2 separate regions of the Homo sapiens genome follow, and region 2 is linked to region 1. Evidence: chromatin loops called from intact Hi-C (ENCODE). Cell type or tissue: sigmoid colon. All regions are shown on one strand. Each heading gives the region's core, and the rest is flanking DNA. Links, peaks and the distances in the headings are about the cores only. Region 1 holds the start of CRADD-AS1 (CRADD antisense RNA 1). Region 2 has its middle 22 kb from the start of SOCS2.

Region 1 (16,638 bases), core at 6,533-11,532:
CCAGAAATAGCCTCACATTAGCTCAGGTCAAGTTTTGCCACCAAATGAATTTAAGCACCAAACCGCAAAAAACAAAAGACTCTGTTTTCAGAGCTTTATGATTTCAGAATTTCAGGTTAGGAATTATCAACTCTTTAATGCCAGGGTGGCACATCAAGTCAGTGATGAGATTTGTAAAAGGCATTGGGATTACATACTAGTCATTTAGAGGAAGAAAAGGATAAAGTTAAATTCCTACTTAATAGCAATATTGTTTATGTTTAAAGATTTTATGTTAAAAAACTAAAGAATCTATAAAAGCACAAAATATATACTTAATCTTTATTTATAATCTTGTGGTAGCAGAGATCTTTGTAAGCATGATACCAATAGCAGAAACTAAATAAATTTTAAAAAGAGATCTTACAGCCAGCCACGGTGGCTCATGCCTGTAATTGCAGCACTTTGGGAGGCCAAGGCGGGCAGATCACCTGAGGTTGGAGTTTGAGACCAGCCTGACCAACATGGAGAAACCCCATCTCTACTAAAAATACAGAATTACCCTGGCGTGGTGGTGCATGTCTGAAATCCCAGCTACTCGGGAGGCTGAGGCAGGAGAATTGCTTGAACCTGGGAGGCAGAGATTGCAGTGAGCCGAGATTGCGCCAGTGCACTTCAGCCTGGGCAACAAGAGAGAGACTCCGTCTCAAAAAAAAAAAAAAAAAATCTTAGATTACTAAGCAAAAATTACAAAGAACACCATAATATTAAAAACTAATGTCAATGTGGAGAAAATGTTGGCTATATATATAGTGGCCAAAGGGTTATTGCCCATAGTTTATAAAGAGCTCTTACAGGTTAATAAATAAGAGATGCATTCTCCACGACAAAATCAGACCAAAGATATGAAAAGGTAATTTGCAAGAGAAGAAATACAAATGGCCGCTGAATTCTTTACTACTACTATATCACTATCACTACTACTAGCAGGTACCATTTACTGTTTATTGTCTGCCAAGCACTGGGCTAGTATCATATCTTGCTTAAGAAAATACTATGAGACAGGTGCAATTATTTACATTGTGCAATGAGGACAGTCCAATTTAGGGAGCTAAAGCAGCTTGTCCTAGATCACACATTTAGCAAAACTGTTGCAGCCCAGGGCTGTCTGCCTCTGAAATTCTTGCTCTTCAGTATAACACGGACCTACTGCTCCTATATATCAGTATTTGTATAAAAAGAAAATTCAGTGAAAGCAACCAGAAGTTACCATTTGTTTTGCCTATTAGATTGGCAACAATTGAAAAGGAATATTCATAGCCAGGGAAGATCAGAGTGTGAAGCCTGCACTCTCATATATTGCTGCTGGTAGTGTCAACTGGCATGATTTTTCTGGAAGGCACTTTGGCAATATGTATTGAAAGCTACATTCTTTGATACAGTCTTTCTACTTCTAAGAATTTGTCTGAAAGGACTAATTTGATAAGTGCTTATATGTAAACAGTGTTCATTTCAGTATTGTTTATAAAAGCAAAATGTTGAAAGAAACTTGTCCATCAGTGAAAGATGGGTTAAATGAGTTATGAGAGAATTGAAGATGTAGAGCTATATTTATTATTTAAACATTGACCTTCATTTACTTTTTTTTTTTTTTTTTTAATGGAGCTTTGCCCTGTCACTCTGGCTGGAGTGCAGTGGCACAATCTCGGCTCACTGCAACCTCCACCTCCCGGGTTCAAGCTATTCTCCCACCTCAGCCTCCCAAGTAGCTGGAATTACAGGCACATGCCACCACATCTGGCTAATTTTTATATTTTTAGTAGAGACGGGGTTTCACCATGTTGGCCAGGCTGGTCTCCAACTCCTGACCTCTCAACTGATCTGCCTGCCTTGGCCTCCCAAAGTGCTGGGATTATAGGTGTGAGCCACTGCACCCGGCTGACCCTCATTTGCTATTGGATGGAAAAATAAAATAAAACAAAGCATGTTGCAAAACAGTTTTGTGGTGCAACTTTATATTTGAAAAACTCCAAGTCATATACACATATGCCAAGAAAAAAGTCTGGGGAGGCTGTGAAACACAGTATTGACAGTGGTATAATTATTAGTGTTTTATTTTTTTCTTCATATTTTTCTGCAGTATTTATTGGTTTATTTTTGCTCTATACATAGACTCCAGTTGAAAAAAGTATTTAAAAATATATACTATAATTTTCTCAGACTGATAGAACATCTCAACTTGAAGATTAAGCACAGAATTTGGGGATGTTCATCCAGATCTGTATATTTACTTTGCTTTTGTTAGGGAGTATGTAGGTACTTCCTGTACTTATATTTTACTTTTTGAAAGTTGGCACAGGCATGTGCTCACACATACATTATTTCCCACATGTTAGTCCAAGAATTGCCAGGCTTCTATTTCAATGACTGTGTTTAAAGTAATAGTTTGCCAGCGACTTGGTTTACATATCCAATCAGTGTGAAAGTTATGTATCCTTCTCCATAGATACAAGGAAGTCCTCTTTGCCCAATCAGTAGATCAAGAAGGCGAACACCTTCTTAATTACAAATGAGGTTTTAAAAAGTTGGCTTAACAAATATAGCTATGTTTGCTTAACAAATATAGCCATATAGCTTAACGAGTATAGCTAAGGAGACCTACCTGAGGATTCTTCTGGTTTAGAAAAGAATTATTTCTGATAGGGAGACAATCATGTTGGGTGTATTTTAAAATGCTTGATATAATCTTCAAAATTTATTATGAAACAGTGAAATCTGGCCGAGTGTGGTGGCTCACGCCTGTAATCCCAGCACTTTGGGAGGCTGAGGCAGGCAGATCACCTGAGGTCGGGAGTTCGAGACCAGATTGACCAACATGGAGAAACTCCATCTCTACTAAAAATATAAAATTAGCCAGGCATGGTGATGGGTGCCTGTAATCCCAGCTACTTGGGAGGCTGAGGCAGGAGAATCGCTTGAACGCAGGAGGTGGAGGTTGCGGTGAGCCGAGATGGCACCATTGCACTCCAGCCTGGGCGACAAGAGTGAAATTCCGTCTCAAGAAAAAAAAAAAAAAGAAAGAAAGAAACAGTGAAATCTAGTATTTTATATGACATGAGCAATTTGCACAGTGACTTTGAACATTATCCTGACCATCAAAGAACATTATTTAATAAGAATTGTGGACTAAGTAACTTTAGTGTGCATTTTCAGTGTCTCTAAAGATTTGGGCGCAGAGTTATGAGCTCCATTTGGTTGAACTGGTAGTTTTAGAAACAGATTTTTAAATTACTTACCAAATGTAAAAGGAAAACACTTGTATTGAAAACACTGGTTGCAGATCGTTCTAAAGGCCATTTGGGACAACAGAACAAGGCAACATCTCAGAGAAAATGGTTAGTAATGGGCTCTTAGAGATGGTGTCTTAATGCAGTAGTTATTTTGAATTATCTTTAAAATGGTTTTTTGACCCTGTTCTTCTGTTTTGACATTCTCCTTTGAAGGCATACAAGTTATACTGATGATATTTGAATAGTGGAACTCTTGTGTAGCAGTTAAGAGGGTGCATTTTAGAGTCAGACAGACCTGGGTTAAAATCCAGGCTCTACCACTTAGTCGTTTTTTGAGCTTTGGCAAGTCACTCTAGTCTCTCTAAGCTTTAGTTTCTTCATTTCAAAAGTACAGACCTGACAGAGTTGTTGAGAGGATTAAATGACATAATTTTTGTAAAGAGCATAACTGCCTGGCAGATTAAATGTTCAGTAAGTGGTTGCTCTTTTTTCATAAGTAGTCCAATTTCTTTTAGAAGATTTTCATAATAATATGTAGTGTAATGGAAAGAATGCACACTGTCTTGTCTAATAGACCCAGATTTGAACACTGGTTCTGCCCTTAACAACCTCCTAACCTTGGGCAAATCATTCTGCTCTGTGCCTCAATTTTCTTCCCCAAGAAATGGAGTCATAATGCTGACCTTTTTAGGGGTTGTAAGGATTTGAAGTGATATAGGCTAAGTGTCAAACTCTATGCCTGGAGGAAAGTCAGTATTCAATGAATGGTTACTATCATTATTGTTATAAAGCTAATAAATATCAAAGAACATGTTAAGGCTTTTAATATTTTTCCTCTTCTCTTTTTTATCTTTAGTTGTAATTCTTTAAGAAATTGGGTACACATAGCTAAGACTGTGCAGTATAAGAAAAGTGTTAATAAGTTATATAAAAATGTATTCTAATACTACATTTGGTAAACAAAGAATAAGAATCTGTAGGTAGGGATTATATGAGTGGAGAAGGATGTGTACTTAGGGCTTGGCTTTGGGGTGCGTGTCAGAGACTAGTGTATGAGGAAGAAGAAGCAGGAAAAGGCAGTGTTTCATTTCTCACAATCGCCCCTCTCACCAGCCACACTGAAGAGGTGATGTCATGGGCCTCTGATGCTGTGCTTGCCCCCATCACCCAGCCGTCTGGAATAGCTGCTGGAGGTGCCCAGTGTGCCAGCACTGAAGGAAGGCCTGGCTGCTTGGCAAGCATTGGTGATGCTGTGACATTGAGTTCCTGGGGAGGCTGCCTGCTCAGGTGGACTGCCACATGCTGTATGTCTTGCTTCATATTTGCACAATATGGTGCTTGATGTGATTCATTCATCCATTCATCCATCCTTTGTTTTTTTTTTTTTTTGAGGCAGCATCTCACTCTGTCACCCAGGCTAGACTGCAGTGGTGATCAAGGCCCACTGCAGCCTCAATCTCCTAGGCTCAATCGATCCTACACCACAGCCTTCTGAGAAGCTGTTACTACAGGCATGCGCTACCACACCCTGCTAAATTTTTATATTTTTTGAGGAGACAGGGTTTTGCCATGTTGCCCAGGCTGGTCTCAAACTCCTGGGCTCAGGCCATCTGTCTACCTCAGCCTCCCAAGGTGCTCGGATTACAGGCGTGAGCCACCTGCCTGGCCTGTCCATCCTTTTTTCCCTTCCTCCCTCCTTCCCTTCCTTTCTTTTTTTCCCTTCTTGTCTTCCTCCCTCACTTTCTTTTATCCAGCCATCCGTCTGTTCATCAGTCCATCCATCTGTCCATCCATCCCATCCATCCGTCCATCCATCCATCCATCCGTCCATCCATCTTCTAGGTCCTAGGTATAGTAGTAAAATAGTCAAAGTCCCTTCCCTCAAGGAGCTTACATTTTAGAGATTCAAAGCATTTTCAAATGTATTATTTCATTTGCTTTTTAAAACAAGTATGTGAATTTTGAATTTTTTAGTATTTTCATTTGCTAGATGAGGAAACAAAAATATTTTGAGATTAAATGACTTACTTGGGATAATAATGCTATGAATAAAACCCATTATTTTTTATTTAGAACTCTTTTATCTATACCACTTTTGTATTCTAAACAAGTTTTTCATTAATGAAACATGTTTTCACACTGTGTTTTTCTCAATACTTCAATCATAGGTAGCCAAGGGAATTTTAAAGAACATTAAGTGCACTCAACTGAGCTGCTTTAACCTTTCAATATGTTCCCGCTGCTCTTAGAATGAGATTTGAAATCCAGAACACCACTGCATCATCAGGCCAGTGCTTCCTTCCCAGCTCTGTCTCCGGACCCCGTCCCTCGTATTGCCTGTCTTCTGCAAATGCTAGCCTTCTTTCCTGACCTCAGAGGTATTGTGTTCTTTCCAGCTTCAGCCCTTTGTATGCACTGTTCCCTCAGCTTGGAATCCTCTTCTCTGTTTCCCTCCTTGTCCGTCTTCCCCCTATCTTCACCAAGCTAATCCCACTCAACTCACAGATCTCAGCTTTCATGCCACTTCCTAGGGGAGGCCTTCCTCATCCCCCTGCCAAGGTTAGGTCCCTGTACCATATGTGCTTTCTCATAGCACCCTGTGATTTTCCTTAATGACTCACCTATCACAATCCAGGATTTTGTTGACTGTCTGCCTCCCCTTCCTGTAAAGGTTAGAGGGTAAGCTCCATGGGGGCAGAACACTAGTTATGTCATTTTCACCGCTGTTTCCCTGGCTAGCACTGGGCCTCCTGTAGGCCCTCCAAAATATGCAAATAAATGAATGAACAAACACCCTGGCAGCATGGAAACCCAGAGCGGCACAAGCGAGTTCAAATGCTTATGGTTTGTTCCATCTCACTTCCCTCTAGGATGTGATTTTAGCAGTGTAGGCAGCTTACGAAATGGGGCAGGTTTCTTGTGTTTTACTAATGTGTAAATAAAGATAGAGTAACTCTTAAGATATGGAAAGTTTGTAAAGTGGCAGCAAAAAGTGACAAGGTGTGGGGATCCAAATACAGAGCCTAGGGAAAATAGAATAAACCAAGTTGTTTTTATGTCTCTTTTCCATTAGACTGTGAGCAAGCTGAAGTCGAGTCCCAGAACTTATTTATGTTTATATCCTCAAAGAGACTATAGTGCCTGGTTCATCGTAGCTGTGGAATAAATGTTGAATGAATGAATGATACACCTCTTACCTTTGAAGCTGACTTCTTGTGTTCTTCATGCTGACATTAGAAATAGGAAAAGTCAGTCGAGTACAGTAGTTCAAGCCTGTAATCCCAGCACTTTGGGAGACCAAGGCGAGAAGATCGCTTGAAGCCAAGAGTTTGAGCCCAGCCTGGGTGACAAAGTGAGACCCCATCTCTACAAAAAGAAAGAAAAGAAAGAAATTGGAACCGTATTATTTGTAGAAAAAATACTAGATCTAGAACCAGAGACACCTAGGTTAAAACTGATTTAAAATGAGAATAATTATTCCTACCAAGTGGAGTTGTTGGGAGGGTGGTATACATATAGATGGTGTATATAAAGTGCATAGCAAGCTGGTTGTGGTGGCTCAGGCCTGTATTTCCATCTAGTAGGAGGCCGAGGTGGGATGATCCCTTGAACCCTGGAGGCGGAGGTTGCAGTGAGCTGAGATCACGCCACTGCACTCCAGCCTGGGCAATAGAGGGAGACTCTGTCTCAAAAAGAAGTGCATAGCAAGCACCAGGCACATCTAACAGCTCCTCAGAACATTTAAGCTCCCCTTTTTTTGCTTCTTTCCCTTTGGTATAATTTTAGAAAGACTTTTGGGGAGCATGACATATAAATCATTAAAAAAGAGAGAGCCTCAAAGCAGAATCATGGCAATTGAGCTAGATTTGTATTTATCAAAGCAAGCATGATGCTGGGATGCTTAAATAACAGTACAGTACATTGCAAAGGAACTAGGGAATAATGTTCCTATTATTTTTGTCCATGGTCAGCCTATTACTAGAAAAGAGTGACCACATTGATTTCTAAAGTCCTTATATTCAAAACTTTCTGTGCTGACCACCATCATTTATGTTTTTCCCATCTCTACTTAAAAACGTCAACTAGCCCCAACTTTTCCTCTAGTTATTTCTTTTATTAGATTTATTCTGTTCTCCACAATAAAATCTATCTTCTGTTCCCATCCATGACAATTCAAGTAGTTATAATGGGTGGATATAGGGTATGATAAATGTTGGTAAATCCACTGAGTTCCTTGAGTTCCACATTGATGTCTTTTAGGATGTGACTAGGGGTAGGCTAAATATTTTCTAGTTTCTCAGATCCTACCCCTGGTCTAATTATGATATAGAGGCCAGATTAGTGTCACCAGTTTTTCTTTCTCTTCTGAATGTAGAGCAAGAGCAAATGATTGCAGATAACAGCATGAGAAACTTAGGATCAACCACCAGCATCTAAGTGAGTCTTGTACTAGGCTCATTCCAGTTAAAAGCTGTAAATCATTTCATAGCCACATCAGTTTAGTTCTCTTTTATAGAACTCATTATGTGATACAAAATATGCAAGGCACTGGAGATACAAATACAATTATTTCCTCAAGGAACTTTGAGTTGAGCAAACATGGTACTGTCTGGTGAGACCAGACATATGAGCAAACATAGTACTTCTCTGGTGAGACCACATAGAGAAATGTACAAGGGGTAGAGGAGGCAGTGATGACTACTGGTCTGGGATAGTTGAGGGAAGGTGGCATAGGCTGCCTATTGAAGAATAAATTAGAGTTTGCTATGTGAACAAGGTTGCAGAGGGAATAGTATATGGAAAAACAGGGAGATGTGGACCCATATATTTTGTGCAGAGATGTCCAAGTACTTAGATATTACTATATTGCAAGTATGAAGAAAGCTTTTTTTGAGATCTGACAATGCCAAGGTAGGTTATGGACTCTCTTTGGAGTCCCCAAAATAAAAATAAAACATTCACATCTGCTAAAGATAGCTTGAATGGTATTTTTGCTAAAGGCAGAGTCATATACTGTATGTGCCAGATAAAAGTCAATGTCTATTATGTAAACATTGAGATTACATTAATTAATTTAAAAGAAAGGATTCAAACTTAGTACTAATCTGCATCTGGAGAACTAATCTGGTATGTGTTATTTTCAAGTCACCCAACTAAAGCAGTCTGTTGTATGGAACTCTGCTCCCTCTTAGTCAAACAAATGCAACCATAAAAAGCAGTGCAAATTCAGTGTCACCTTTTCTCCATGGGATTGGGTGGTTTCTTTTGGAGCAGAGAGAGTTTCCAGAGAATCAATATAGTAGCCAGAAGAAAAGTGGAGGGTGGCCTTACCTTGTCCACTCCGTGCTGCCTGAGGGTGAAATGGAACCTCGGATGTTGTACACCTTTAAATTGTCCATGTTGCCTGTTTCATAGCCTTCCCGGGCCAGGGAGCTGTGTAGTCAGTTTATAGTTCTAAGAACCAGAGCAGGACTGCTGTGCTTGTAATTGCATGCTTTTTATGGAACAGGCAATGTTGTTTAGGGAATTTGGGCAGCTGGAACCTGCCACATTAGCAATTTGGACTGAGGAAGAATTTCAGGGTGATAAAATAAAGCTCATTATATAAATTCACTTGGGTATTTAGGAGGCTGAGAAGGGAGAGGATGAGAGTATTCCAAAGGCAAGCAGGAGAGTTTCATAAACAGGTCCCTTTCTATTCGTTTTTACTGTAAGTGTTGAATTGAGCTAGGAGGATCACATGGCCCATTTTGCAAAGGGCAGTCATGTTCTGCTGTTTCTTAGCTGTTTTGTCAGTTGGAACAAAACAACAGCGCTGCTCATTTTTTGCAGGGTTAGAGGAAAAAGGAAGGACTGGCCGAAGAATGGGGTGGGGAGCTGGAGAAGAGAAGGGCCAAAAGTGTCAGACTGTGGGGATGAGGACCTGAAGGAGGCCCATGAGACCTCAGGCATGGGCCCTGGAACTCTGCCTTTTTGAAGCCTGTTGACAATCTCACCCTAATTTAACCCTTTGTGGAATTCTTCCATGAGATGCAGTTGCCATCATCAGGCTTCCTAGAGAATTGAGCCTGCCCACTCTGTTATGAAGTCTACCCAGAAGAGCTGGCAGAGTAGGCCCCTTCACTGGGACTGCAGCAACACTGACCAAAGCAAATCCTTCTCTTGGAAGAAACAAACTCATTCCTCACACCTGCCTCACCCCGCTCCCACCGCCACCCCCTGCACCACACGCCAGCCCTTAATAAAAACTAAAACTGATGTCATTGTAACCTTTGGTTATTCTTTTTTGTGCGTAAAGTGTCAACCTCCTGTTTTATTCTCATAAATAATGGAAATCTTAACTTCATTTCAGAAAATCACAAAAGATAACAGGGACCCTATTCAAACAGAATAAAAATAATTAGTAAGTCACAAACTCTGACTAGAAAGAAAAAGAGAAGAGAGAGAGGGAAGGAGAAAGAAAGAAGGAAAGAGAGGGAGAGAGAGAAACGAGGAAAGGAAGGAAGGAAGAAAGTGAAAGAAGAAAGTCCTCTTGTTGGTGTTAAAATGTGTCTTTAAGGGGAAACTTATCATTTAGGTTACTAATGGTTTCTTTCTTCATCATTTTAATTTCCATTAATAAAATGTGACTTTGAAAGGATGCAGGGAGTTTGGGAATAGAGAGTTTTATTTTTATTTGTTTATTTTTTTTCCCCTTCTCCCAGCAAAATACACAGGTATCTGACTATGTAGAGACACGAAGCCACCTATCCTGACCAAACTTGGCAGTGGTCAGGGGATAGGAGGAAGTGTAGTGCCATGGGATGGGCACCAGCCCTGATGAACTCGACTTTCTTTCCATTTCTCTCCTGCATCCAAATGTTGAGGAGACTTTGAGTAGTAGTGTAGCCTCTTTTCCTTTTAAAAATCTGCACCCTGCTTATTTCCAATACAGATATGAGGTTGGTACCCACTAATCTTAACAGGATATATATATATATATCTAAAGTATATAACATATTATTTAAAAACTAATGTATTATTTAGGTTTTATTAAATTATCCTGTTTTTAGGCTATGCTGATGGGCTAAATTTGCCTAAACTCCTGAGATTTAGATTCTCATTTATTGGCATTAGAGGAGTTCCTAAAAAAAAAAAGCTATTAAGATTAAATATCATAAAAATCTTTCTAGGAAAATATAATCAAAAGCATCAAGGCTGTCTCCTACAGTTAGTGGTTTCTATTATTTTGGTTCTCAGAGCTATGACAATGTCACTGGATTTCAAGAATTCAGAAAGACAAAAAGAAAACTCATAATTTTGAAATGGGGAAAGGGAAAGATCTTGGACATAGTCTTCTGTTTTTAAAATAGTCATTCTCATTTTAAAATAGGAAAAAAATTATTTTTCATTTAACAAAGCAAAAAACCCAGTCTGTACTTTTAAATTAATGCAAACATCAATATTTTATAGGGAGAACATTAATAATCATTGTGGAGCCCATTAATCACAATTCTGCTTTTGATTTATTGTAAATATGCCTCCCATTTTCCTCCTCATTACCAATCACCTTCTTTAATTATAAGAGGGCTTTCATTAAAACTTTTGAATCATTTATTTTGGAGCACCTAACTTTAGAAGACATTTATTGATTTTTATAGCATAAAATACAAATGTTTTTATTTTAGAAAACATCATAAACTAAAACTTTATTGGAGGAGTTTGGCTAAAGATTCAAAAATATATAGAAGTAAAAATATATTTAAAACTGCACAGTTTTTACAACAGCATGTATGGCATTTGGATTCAGAATTTTAACTAGCAGTAACCTCATCTGTTTAGTAATGAATTTTAAAATAGAAAAAAAATCTGCCAAAACAGACCAGTTGTTTATTAGCTATTTAACTTTGATGAGCTGAAATGAGATAGTGAAGCAGAATAATTAGAACAACTTTTTTTCTCAACATCTAAATATTTCTCTTTTTCATTAACATTTCAGTTAAGTTTGAAGAAATTCCAAAAATGAGATTCTCATTAACTAAAAGGAATTCTAAGGGTTATAAGCCATCTACATTTTTTCTATGACCTGAAGACTTTTTTTCGAAAACCAATTTTGGGGGAGGATTGTCAGATTTACCTAAGGTTTTGGTTTTTAATTTAAAAAAATTTAAAGAAACTATCTTAGTGATTTTTGTCATCATTTTTATTTGTTGCCATGATTAATATATGGAAATAAGATAAATTGGATTCTATTTCTGTGAAAGCCATATTCTTAACATCAATGCCTACCTAAAAAATATACGAGTCACACTTGATCATTCAGAATCATTTTGAAATTCTCTGGTAATCTTTTAAAAAGCCAGCGTTGACTAGTATTATGTGGCTAGTTATATTTATTACAGCAGTCTAGTTATTGTTTGTGTAACTATAGTTTTTTTCTAATAGAAATAAAATGTCTATTTGCAGGATAAAAAGAAGTATGTATATTTGATGATTTTGTTGTAGAAAATACTTAATACCTTTTAAAAGCTGTTTGACTTTCGGTTTTAAAACAGCTGTGTAGCTTGGTGAGTCCTGCAGATTCCGGCTTTCTCTGTGGCCTTTGAGCCAAGTAATTTTTTGCAACATTTTCCTTTGCTTTCTTATAAACACTCAAAAATTATACTTGCTTTTCCTGAAGGCCAGCTATTAAGTTAGAAAGCACCAAAGGTGTTATGAAATTGCCCTTTATTTTTTCGTACATCAGGGAGGAATGATAGATTTTGTGTATCTCTTGTGTGTCATTAGAACAGAAATATTTAGGGCTGCTAACTCCCGGAGTTGTGTACTTACCCTTATTACAGATGCAATGATTTTGTCTGACTGCATTGCTTTAAGATGAGTTTTATTGCTTTCATGCTTAGGCAAGGATATTTAATTTTATTTGTGTTTAGAGTATCTTGTTGTAATATACTTCTCCCCCATCTTGTGCTCCTAAATTTGGGATAAGCATAGAATCCTTTTAAGAATGTAGGTTATTTTCCAGTTTACTAGAAAGCATGACACATATAAATTAGCGACTAAGGATTATAGCGTCCTTTCCTAAAGGTTATCATGAAAAAAAGTTAAAATGTCAAAGAAGATCCTACTCCAGTAAAAACAATTTACTCTGTAAAATCCTGATACCTCATAGGAAGCTTTGGATCTTGTTCTCAGCTACCAAAATTCTTTAAATATGAAAGTTAACATGACAGGAAAGTGGAATACACTCTGTGCTGAAGACCCACTGTTCAAGGTGTGTGGTTATTAATCTGGGTTTGAATTTACAAATTATATGGTCTGATTAATTTGTAGATAGGGGTCGGTGGAGGTTAGACGATGGGCTTTAGAACAAAGAGGCTGATAAAATACTACTCACAAGCCTTTCTGCTTGTTTGTGACTCTCTGGAAATGCCATTAGATAGTTCTCATAGCTATGGTCAAAATAAGTAGGCTTAGAAATAAAAGACATTTTCTCCCCTGTAAAAGGAGGCGGCTGGCCTGTGCTCTTTCTAGGCTCTTCCCAGAGACAGCAACCTCGGCTTCTGAACCCTTAGTGCTCATTCTATGCTCCACCGCGTCTCCTCTACACGCCATGATCTTTGTTATCTGATTTGCTAGCCATTGTTATGGAAAGTTCTCGACTGTAATGCAAAAAGCTCAGCCTTGGGTCCTTGCTAATGTCAGCAACCCAAAGGCGCCCCTCAAACCACCTCGAAAAGAAAAATCCTTTAAAAGATGTCAAACTCTCCTTTCATGTTAGCCCAAAATGAAGTTCCCGAGCAGCATCTGGCAGAGCAGGGTAATTCAATCTATTTTAATGCAAAGATTTTCCAAGAAGGCAGGAAGCCGTCAAGGAGAAGGCTTTGAGGCATCTGCTGTTTTGTTTCCAGATCCCTTGTGTTAATTTAATGTTTCTAGGGAACCCGGCTCTTTCTTTTTTCTCGGAATCCCTGCTCTAGGAACTGGTGAGTGCGGGGGCGCTGTGGGAGCTGCAGATAAGCCAGCGCTTGGCCGGGCACCCGCGGGCCGCGCAGCGGGGCAGGGAGGCGCGCGGCCCCAGCCGCCCTAGGGCGCCGGCTGCCTCTGCGGGCCCCGGCTGCCCAGCCCAGCGCGGGGAGGCGGCGCCGACTGCCGGGGGGCGCCTGCAAGACCTGTTTATTTGCATTTGTCCAATTTGGCTCAAGTGAAAGGTAAATACGGAGCGATCAGCTTGTCCTCACTCCAGCAAAACCAGGGAAACTCAGCTCCATCTCCAGGAAACAAACCCAACCCAAACCTGAGTGAAACGTAAATCTTGCATAAACAAACACGTTCTTTTGCTTCTGGGAAGGAACACCGGAGAAATGGGCATTCCTTCCGACTGCCCGCCTCCCACTGTCGGTAAAAATGAGCCGTCACAGGTTGCCGGCAATTTCTTGTTGTGTCCCGAGCCATTCCGCGGATCTTGTTTTGAAGGGGCGAGTCAGGTGTTTGTGCGGCTCCAGATCCTGAACAGGTTATGCGCTGGGTCCTTCCTTATCAGGAGGGGGGTCAGGCTGCCCTCCCATTCTCATCTTCCGCCCCAGACCAGAGGCTACACCAAAGTTCACTTTTGAAAAGAAATCCTGCAGAATTAAAAATAAATGTCTGCCCTTTAAAATAGTTTCGTTTTAGTATTATGCATATTTCTGTTTAGGAACTTGTAATGCTAATAATTTATGTTGCTATGACAATTGTCCTGCATACCTAATATTAAATTTAATGAATTAATGTGGCGTATAGAGTAATAGTAACTTAACTAGTACTCCGATAATGCCAGTATTCCCTGTGTTACTAAGTTAATGGAATCAGAATTTTGGAGTTACAATATAGAGGTTTTTTAGGCCAATTTTTCTATGGGATTCTAGGGATCTTTTTATAACATTTCTGCTTTTCGAAGCAGTCTATACCATTGCTGGAGAGCCGTAATTACTAGGATGCTATTTCTTTTTGTTTGTTTGTTTGAGACAGGGTCTTGCTCTGTCATCCAGGCCGGAGTGCAGTGGGTCCAACTCAGTTCACTGCAACCACCACCTCCTAGGCTTAAGCGATCCTCCCACTTCAGCCTCCCCAGCACCTGGGACCACAGGCCCTCGTCACCGTCTGGTTAAGTTTTGTATTTTTTAGTAAAGATTTGGTTTCGCCATGTTGCCCAGGCTGGTCTCGAATAGAACATTATTCCTTATAGTAAGCTGAATTCCCTGTGTAATTATTCTTACTGTCCCTTCAATAATAAAAGCCTAAAATTATTCTTACTCATATATTTTAGTGAGGGTGGTGCATGCTTGAAGACCGTGATGAGTGTTCTCTTCTTATATTCAGGGCAACTATGATCACATATTGGGCTCCAGATCCTTGCTTTATGCATCTTCTTTTGAATTGTTTAGAAACAATGGCAAAATTTCCAATTTCAAGGTAGTGCTTGAAATTATGCAATAAAATGTTATGTTAGCAACATTTTTTTTTATTTTAAAAATTCCTTTGATTATTTCACACTTATATCCTGTTCTCTGTTATGGTAGTTTTGTTTTCTATTTTATTTTTAGTTTCTATGTAATTTATTGTGCTTTAGCTGAAATCACTAAATAAAGATAAATGAGTTTAACAGACTCTTATGTGCTCATTTTTGGTTCTTTTTTGCTTTACCCCTTGTATTCGTTTTCTATTACGGGCATAACAGATTACCACAAATGTAGTGGCTTACCATATCCATTTATTTTCTCATCATTTCTGTGGGTCAGAAGCTTGGCACAGGATGGCTCTCCTGGCTTCTGTGCCCAGGGCCTTCACAAGGCTGAAGTAAAGGGAGCAGCAGGCCTGGACTTGTACCTGTAGGCCTTCCAGGGGAGAATCCACTTCCAGGCTCACTGGCAGAATTTAGTTCCATGTGGTAGTTGTACTGGGGGCCCAGTTGCCTTTCTTGGAGAGCACTAACTGCTGGCTGTTACCAAGGGTCTTCTAGAGGTTGCCCATCTACATCTTCAAAGGCAGCCACAGTGTGCAGAATTTGCTTTAGATTTCCCTGCCTTCCCCTAATGTGTTTCTCTTCTACTTTTAAAGGGCATGTGATTACAGTGGCCCAACTGGATAATCCAGGCTAATCTCGCTAGTCAACTTATTAGTAACCTTAATCACACTTGCAGTGTCCCTTCATAGCAGTACCTAGTTAAGTGCATGATTGAATAACTGGGTAATGGGACTTCTCGGGAGAGATCTTTGACATTCTGCTTACCATACCCCTCTGGGTACCACTTTGTTGTGATGGTAACCTCATAAGCAGCCATTTAAAAGAGATTTTAAGCATCTTAATTTTGAAAATTTTGCAAGGTAAAATTAAAATAAATCCAAGTAACATCAAATATTACTTATACATAATTCTAGAGGTTTAATAAAAACAATAAACATTCACCATAAGTAGTTGTTGCTTTTAAAACCCAAAGTTTTTCTACCTTGCAAAATCTTCCTTGATTTTCTTGTTTTGTTTTGGTATCACAATAGATCAGTTTCTAGTACCACCACTATATAAAATAAAAATAATAATTGCATTTTAAAAAGAATGGTTTTCCTCTGCACTCTGATTTTAACCATGGAAAGTTTTTGGTATATTCAAATATAATTCTATTAGATTCCAATTTTGAATAAGAAACTGGGTTCCCTGACCTAGCTGCCACTTACTCATATCTAAAATGTACTTGAATTTGCAGCTTCCAAGTTGGGCACATGTAAACCCCCTCTTCACTTCTTATAGAGCTGCATAATTCTTAAAGCTTGTGGTGACGGGAGGGCACACTTGCTTATACGTCCAAATTTACTGTTTATGGATCTCGATTACTGTTTTCTACTTAAATTCTAATTTTTCTCATTCATTAATTTTAACTGGACAACTATTCAGAAGTATGAATTACATATGGGCAAATTCTAGTGCTTTGAAATTACTGGAAAAAAAATAAATGGATGATCAACAGATGCAAGGAACAGAAAATGTTTGGCTTTTAGGGGAGTTTTATGAATACTCTTTTGGACTTCCCCACTTCCTTTTAGTAACTCCAATGTCTTCCAGTAACTCTAGCAAGGAGGAGGCCCAGGGAGAGAAATGGGGATCTCACAGTCTCATACTAGGAAGCTGTGCTATGGGGAAGTGACTGGTGGTCTGGAGATGTGAGGTAGAGGCATAGGCAGCAGGTATGTTGACACTTGAAACCAGTACCTCCTCAGCCCTTGCGGGAAATGTGATAATCCAATCTTAGCCATATATCTCAGGTGACTCTATATCTGAAACGTGCAATGTAGGTAAGGTACTTCTGTTGTTTCTCCTAATTTGTGACTATTTTCATATAATGAATGATGGTCG
Region 2 (5,000 bases), core at 1-5,000, 140 kb before region 1:
TTTATATCTTCATGGCAACATAAGGCTTTGCCTCATTCTTTTCAACAGCTGCACAATATTCCATGATATGAATGTACCATTACTGATTGAATCAGTCTCCTGCTAGTGGATATACAGGTTGTTCCCAGTTTCGTGCTATTACAAACAACGGTGCGGTACAAATCTGTGTGCTAATTGTTGCTGTGTGCTTATGGGAACATATATGTTGAGTACATTCTTAGAAGTGGAACTTTGGGGCCCAAGGGTACATGGCACTTAACATTTTAATAGATATTTACTTTCAAATCACATTCCCAAAAGGTTGTTCCCATGCATATTTCAGATGGAAATAAATTCTGTCTTTCAAGTTGTACACATAGCTGAGGGTTTTCCTTAAAATACTGTTCATTTTTAAACAGCATATTTTCCATTGAGATCGAATAAACTTGTTTATTTGCTAATTAATTGCCCTTGAAGTTAAATCTCTATTCTAGAAAAGATGTCTGAGAAACCTAGTGGAAAGGCCTCAACAACTTCGTCCCAGCCTTGATCAGAGACATTCACAGCTATGGGACAGGCACATGGCTCTATGCCTTGACTGTGGCTTCATAGACAGCTGTCTTTAAAAACCCTAGGGTAGGACTGAGAAAGCTTTTTTTTTTTTTTTTTTTTTGGTATGTGTAATAATATCATCTTCAATTAGTTCTGTTCAAAGGACATCGATTAAGCACAACTATAGTAAAAGTTTCTCCAGTTCCCTACTCTCTGTCCCCTTATCCTGGTTTCCTGCCTTCTCTCTCCCCTTTTGTGTTTGTTTCTTTTCATACCAGTTATCCTCTGCACCCACTCCTGACACCAGATTGGGTGGCCAGTTCTAGGAACAATGAAACTGATTTCCTACAACTGGAAGGTGGTTCTGGAGAGGGAATTAGCTTTGCCTAAGATTATTATCACGCTGACCCGACTCTATATCTAGATCCTGCCTCCAGTGGGATAGCTGATCTGCTATGACTCCCAAATGCCTAAAGCTCTCCGCCTACTCAGAAACACAGCATCTTCTTTAAAGCTCCAGAAGAGAGAGCTTTTATGGTTAGAGAAGGAGGTTTAAGAAAAGCAAACAAATAGGGCTCAGCCTGAGATACTGGAAGCAACTTGACCTTGATTTACATATACAAGGAACAGAAATAAATTAGATATTAGAATTAAATTAAAATCAAATTTTAATTTAGATTTGTATAGGTAAGACCTATTACAGATGAAGCCAGATACCAAGATATGTTTCAAAAAACATGTGGTTCACATTGCTATTAAATTGTTTATAAATGATCATAGTAGCATCCCAATTACCTTTTAGATTATAGCCAACTTTTTGGGAATTACAGGACTTTTACAAGTATTTTATTTCCCAAATTACCTGCTTATCTGGAAAATAACCCTAGTAAGACCAAGCCCACTCATCCTGAAAACTCATCTTAAATGAAGCCAAGTCAAGTCAGAATAAGATCTGGGTGTCAGCAAAAAGGAAAACAAACAAACAAAAATCAAACCGAACCACGCTAAAATAAAATAAAATAAATTTCCCATTTAAAGTCTGAATCCCTTTGGCTTTGTAAGCTACTGTTACCATACAGAGGCATCTGCCTTAAAATAAAGGAAATAAATCAAGAGCGTAGAAAACCTGTTTAATCAAAACTCTTAATTTCAAATCAGTGTTTCCATAACACATTACAAGCCAGCAGGAAGAGAGGGGAGGCAAAATGTGCAGTTCCATGATGTCCCCAAATAGAATGTTCACAACTGACAGGAAGCACCTGGGGGATTATGATTATTTGCTTTAGAAATTCAAAAATAAATTGTTTTTTGAAATAAAAAGGGAAGAACAAATCGGTTTCTCAGTTCAGGTTGTTTTTAACACTTCACACACATCCATTTTTATAATCCCAATTCAGAAGACAATGAATTCAAGTTAATAATGTATTTAAATTTAAGGATAATGCAGAGAATGTCAAAATAGAAAATTGCAATAGAACAGTTGAGCTGAACTCTGAGGCTCCTTTTCTTATTTTGACTCAAGTTGACCTTCAATATTATAGTACTTTCATTTTTACAGCTCTTTACATATTCTGTAAAAAAGCTTTTAAAAAGTGAAATGAAGATGTTTCTTAACTATTAAATTTCTATTGCCTAACTCTTTTAATTTTTTGAGTCCATTAAGACTTTAGAAGATATTCTTTCTCAAATGTGTCATTTAATTAACAATTTGCTAATGGCCTTGATAGGATTTTTCCATTTTTGTTTTCCAAATCAAGAAATCTCCATGTTCCTTTTATTATTTTCACTTTGTTTCTTTAGATATAATTCTTGTTTTTCCTGGATAATTAGTATAGAATTTATTTATTGTAGAGAACTCTGTTCTGACAGCTGATAATATAAATATATGTTTGACCCACATTACTAGAAAGAATGTTATGTAAGGGAGTTTGTCAGGGAATATCAGCTCTCGAACACTGGGAGTTCAGGGAAAGAAATGAATTTGTAGGTCATTGATCTTTGTGTTTTAAATAAGAATTAACCAAGAATTTTATGGTTACATAACCAGTACATGAACTAGTTTTTACTACATTTTGTTAATACATCGAATTGAATAATCCAATTCAAAACATAGGGTACCAATTCCTCTTGTCAGCAATACTTTGAAAGTAGGGATTTATTGAGAGTTCTTTTATTGCCTTGACTTCCTTACGTTTGTAAACTATGTGATGGGTATTACACTTAGATTTATTAGGGTACTTAAAATCTTGCCAAAATGAAACAATCTCTTTTTGTCATAAGTATTGCCGACTTAAAAGCATTTGTGAGGGGACGGGGGGTGATTTTGCTTTTGGAGTCTTACTCGTTACTGAAAATAAAATATGCTCAGCTTTTTCTTTTTCTAGTAGACATTTATTTTACTGAGTTCCACACTGATAGTTAACTTTAGGAAATGCTTCACATATTTTAACTAATTTTATGATTTAATTTTTAAAAAGGAGGTACATTTTAGAATTTTTTCCCCCTTTTAGATACCTGACTTACGTGTTTCTGAAGATAAATTGCAGATCCAGTCACTATAAATTCAGTTGAAAGACCAATCTTTCTACCCTTCTTTGTTGTTCTGATTTCAGAATTCCAGGCCAGTTTGTTGTCAACTTTAATGTACCTTTTGAGAAATAAATTGAGTCTCACATTTCTTGCATGTGTTTGTGCCCCTAGAGCTGGAATGCTTTTCTTCGGCCAACTGAAAGTAGAGCCTGCTCCTTCTCCTCTCACAGATTAAATCTGCTTTCATTCGTGTTAAATTCAGTTAGTTCATGACCAAAAGAAAAGACGTGCTCTCCTTTTTCTTTTTAATTTTAAACAACCACCATCTATAGTCTTCCTGTAGTTTTTGAGAGCTTCAAGTTATATAGCTATTTTTGACTTTGTGTTTGGTTAATCTAATAGAGTCTACATTTTTGGGAGGCATTTAATTTGTGATTATCCCTTATTGTAGTCTACAGAGTCACATCAACAAAATGAGCTGTTTTATTTTATTTTACTTTACTTTCTTTTCTGGTCTTTTTGTTTTGTAATTTATTTTTAAATTTATTAATTTGTTTTTAATTTTTTTTTATGTGATTCTTCCAGCTACTTTCCAGTAGCAAATAGAGGGCAAAAACAGTCATAATTTTATTGAATTTGCCTCACCCCTGTGTTTGCCCCTGTTCCTACTTACTCACAATTTAATACTTCTCAGAACTTTCACATTTCACCTAGCATGGAAACCTGATTGTTAAATGGTTGGATAGGACAGTGTGTAGGAGAATCCTTGGGATCAATAATAGACATATTTGGGTTTATTTCACAGGTATTAGGCTGTGTTTCTTGACTTTTAGTTGAGTGCTTACTCTTGCCAAATTTTATGCCATGCACTTTACATACATTATTTGATTTAATCCCCATAACACCATGCTTGGCATGAAACCACATAGTCTGTTTACATTTTGCAGATGAAGAAACTGAGGCTCAAAGAAGGTTAAAGTAGAAAGGCATCCCTTTACTAAGTGGCAGAGCCGAGATTTGAATCAGCTTATCTGATTTTAATACCTGATTTAATATTTAATATTTGGGATCTTAAGCTATGCCATGCAGCCTGAGTTACTAACTGGGAAGTCATGGTTATATCAGATTCCTAAGATAAGACTACCAAGAGACCCAGGCCCATGCATTTGATCTCTTGAATGTTCAAAGGAAACTGCAGGGGCTGGGCACAGTGACTCACACCTGTAATCCCAGCACTTTGGGAGGCTGAGGCGGGCAGATCACATGAAGCCAGGAGTTTGAGACCAGCCTGGCTAATATGGCAAAACTCCGTCTCTACTAAAAATACAAAAATTAGCTGGGCGTGTTGGCCTGCGCCTGTAATCTCAGCTACTTGAGAGGCTGAGGCATGAGAATTGCTTGAACCTGGGAGCTGGAGGTTGCAGTGAGCCAAGATTACACCACTGCACTCTAGACTGGGAGACGGAGCAAGACCCTGTCTCAAACAAACAACAACAACAACAAAGCTGCAGGTTCTGCAGGCCTTTCTGCCCTGCACCCTCCACCACCTACTACAAATTGTCTTTCTTCTTGGGGGCCTCACTTGTCTCATCTGTAAAATAGAAGTATTATTTCATGTGGTCTATATCTCTCCTTTAAAAGAACACATTTTTAAAAATTTCAAAAGAATTATAGATCTCAAAGGAAGTTGTGGAGATAGTACAGAGAAGGCCTGTGTACCTGTCACCCAGTTTCCCCCCAGTGGTTGGCTACATCTTTTGTAACTATAGCACAAGTAAACCAGAAAACTGATCTTGGTATAAAGTGTTTGTGTAGTTCTGTGCCATTTTATTACCTGTAGATTGGCGTAACCACCACTGAAATCAGGATACAGAACTATCATTACAAAGATCTCCTTTGTGCTACCCATTTATAGTGACTCCCACATTCCTAACCCTTTG

What was found. Peaks named below come from ENCODE experiments on the same cell type or tissue, not always from the same donor. Only the 100,000 strongest peaks of a DNase experiment are listed, where the experiment ranks them.
Region 2: it touches region 1 in a loop (6-fold over the local background); 36 of 110 quality-filtered maps call a loop at or near these places.

What each region holds. Positions count from the first base shown.
Region 1 is chr12:93,729,099-93,745,736 of GRCh38, forward strand. The region is part of intron 2 of CRADD (CARD and death domain containing adaptor protein); the gene reads left to right. CRADD-AS1 (CRADD antisense RNA 1) reads right to left here and starts at 8,725. Exons shown (of 3, transcript NR_110092.1): 1 at 8,601-8,725; 2 at 6,467-6,635. RefSeq lists enhancers at 12,220-13,176, 13,177-14,133 and silencers at 13,220-13,389, 13,420-13,509. In sigmoid colon, for the core only: no CTCF peak of the experiment used is centred there; DNase peaks (open chromatin) are centred at 8,703, 9,123 and 9,413; H3K4me3 peaks cover 4,161 bases; H3K27ac peaks cover 834 bases.
Region 2 is chr12:93,592,287-93,597,286 of GRCh38, forward strand. It overlaps a transcript of SOCS2 not described here. Among named protein-coding and RNA genes, the nearest start is that of SOCS2, 22 kb to the left of the region's middle. In sigmoid colon, for the core only: no CTCF peak of the experiment used is centred there; no DNase peak of the experiment used is centred there; H3K4me3 peaks cover 1,710 bases.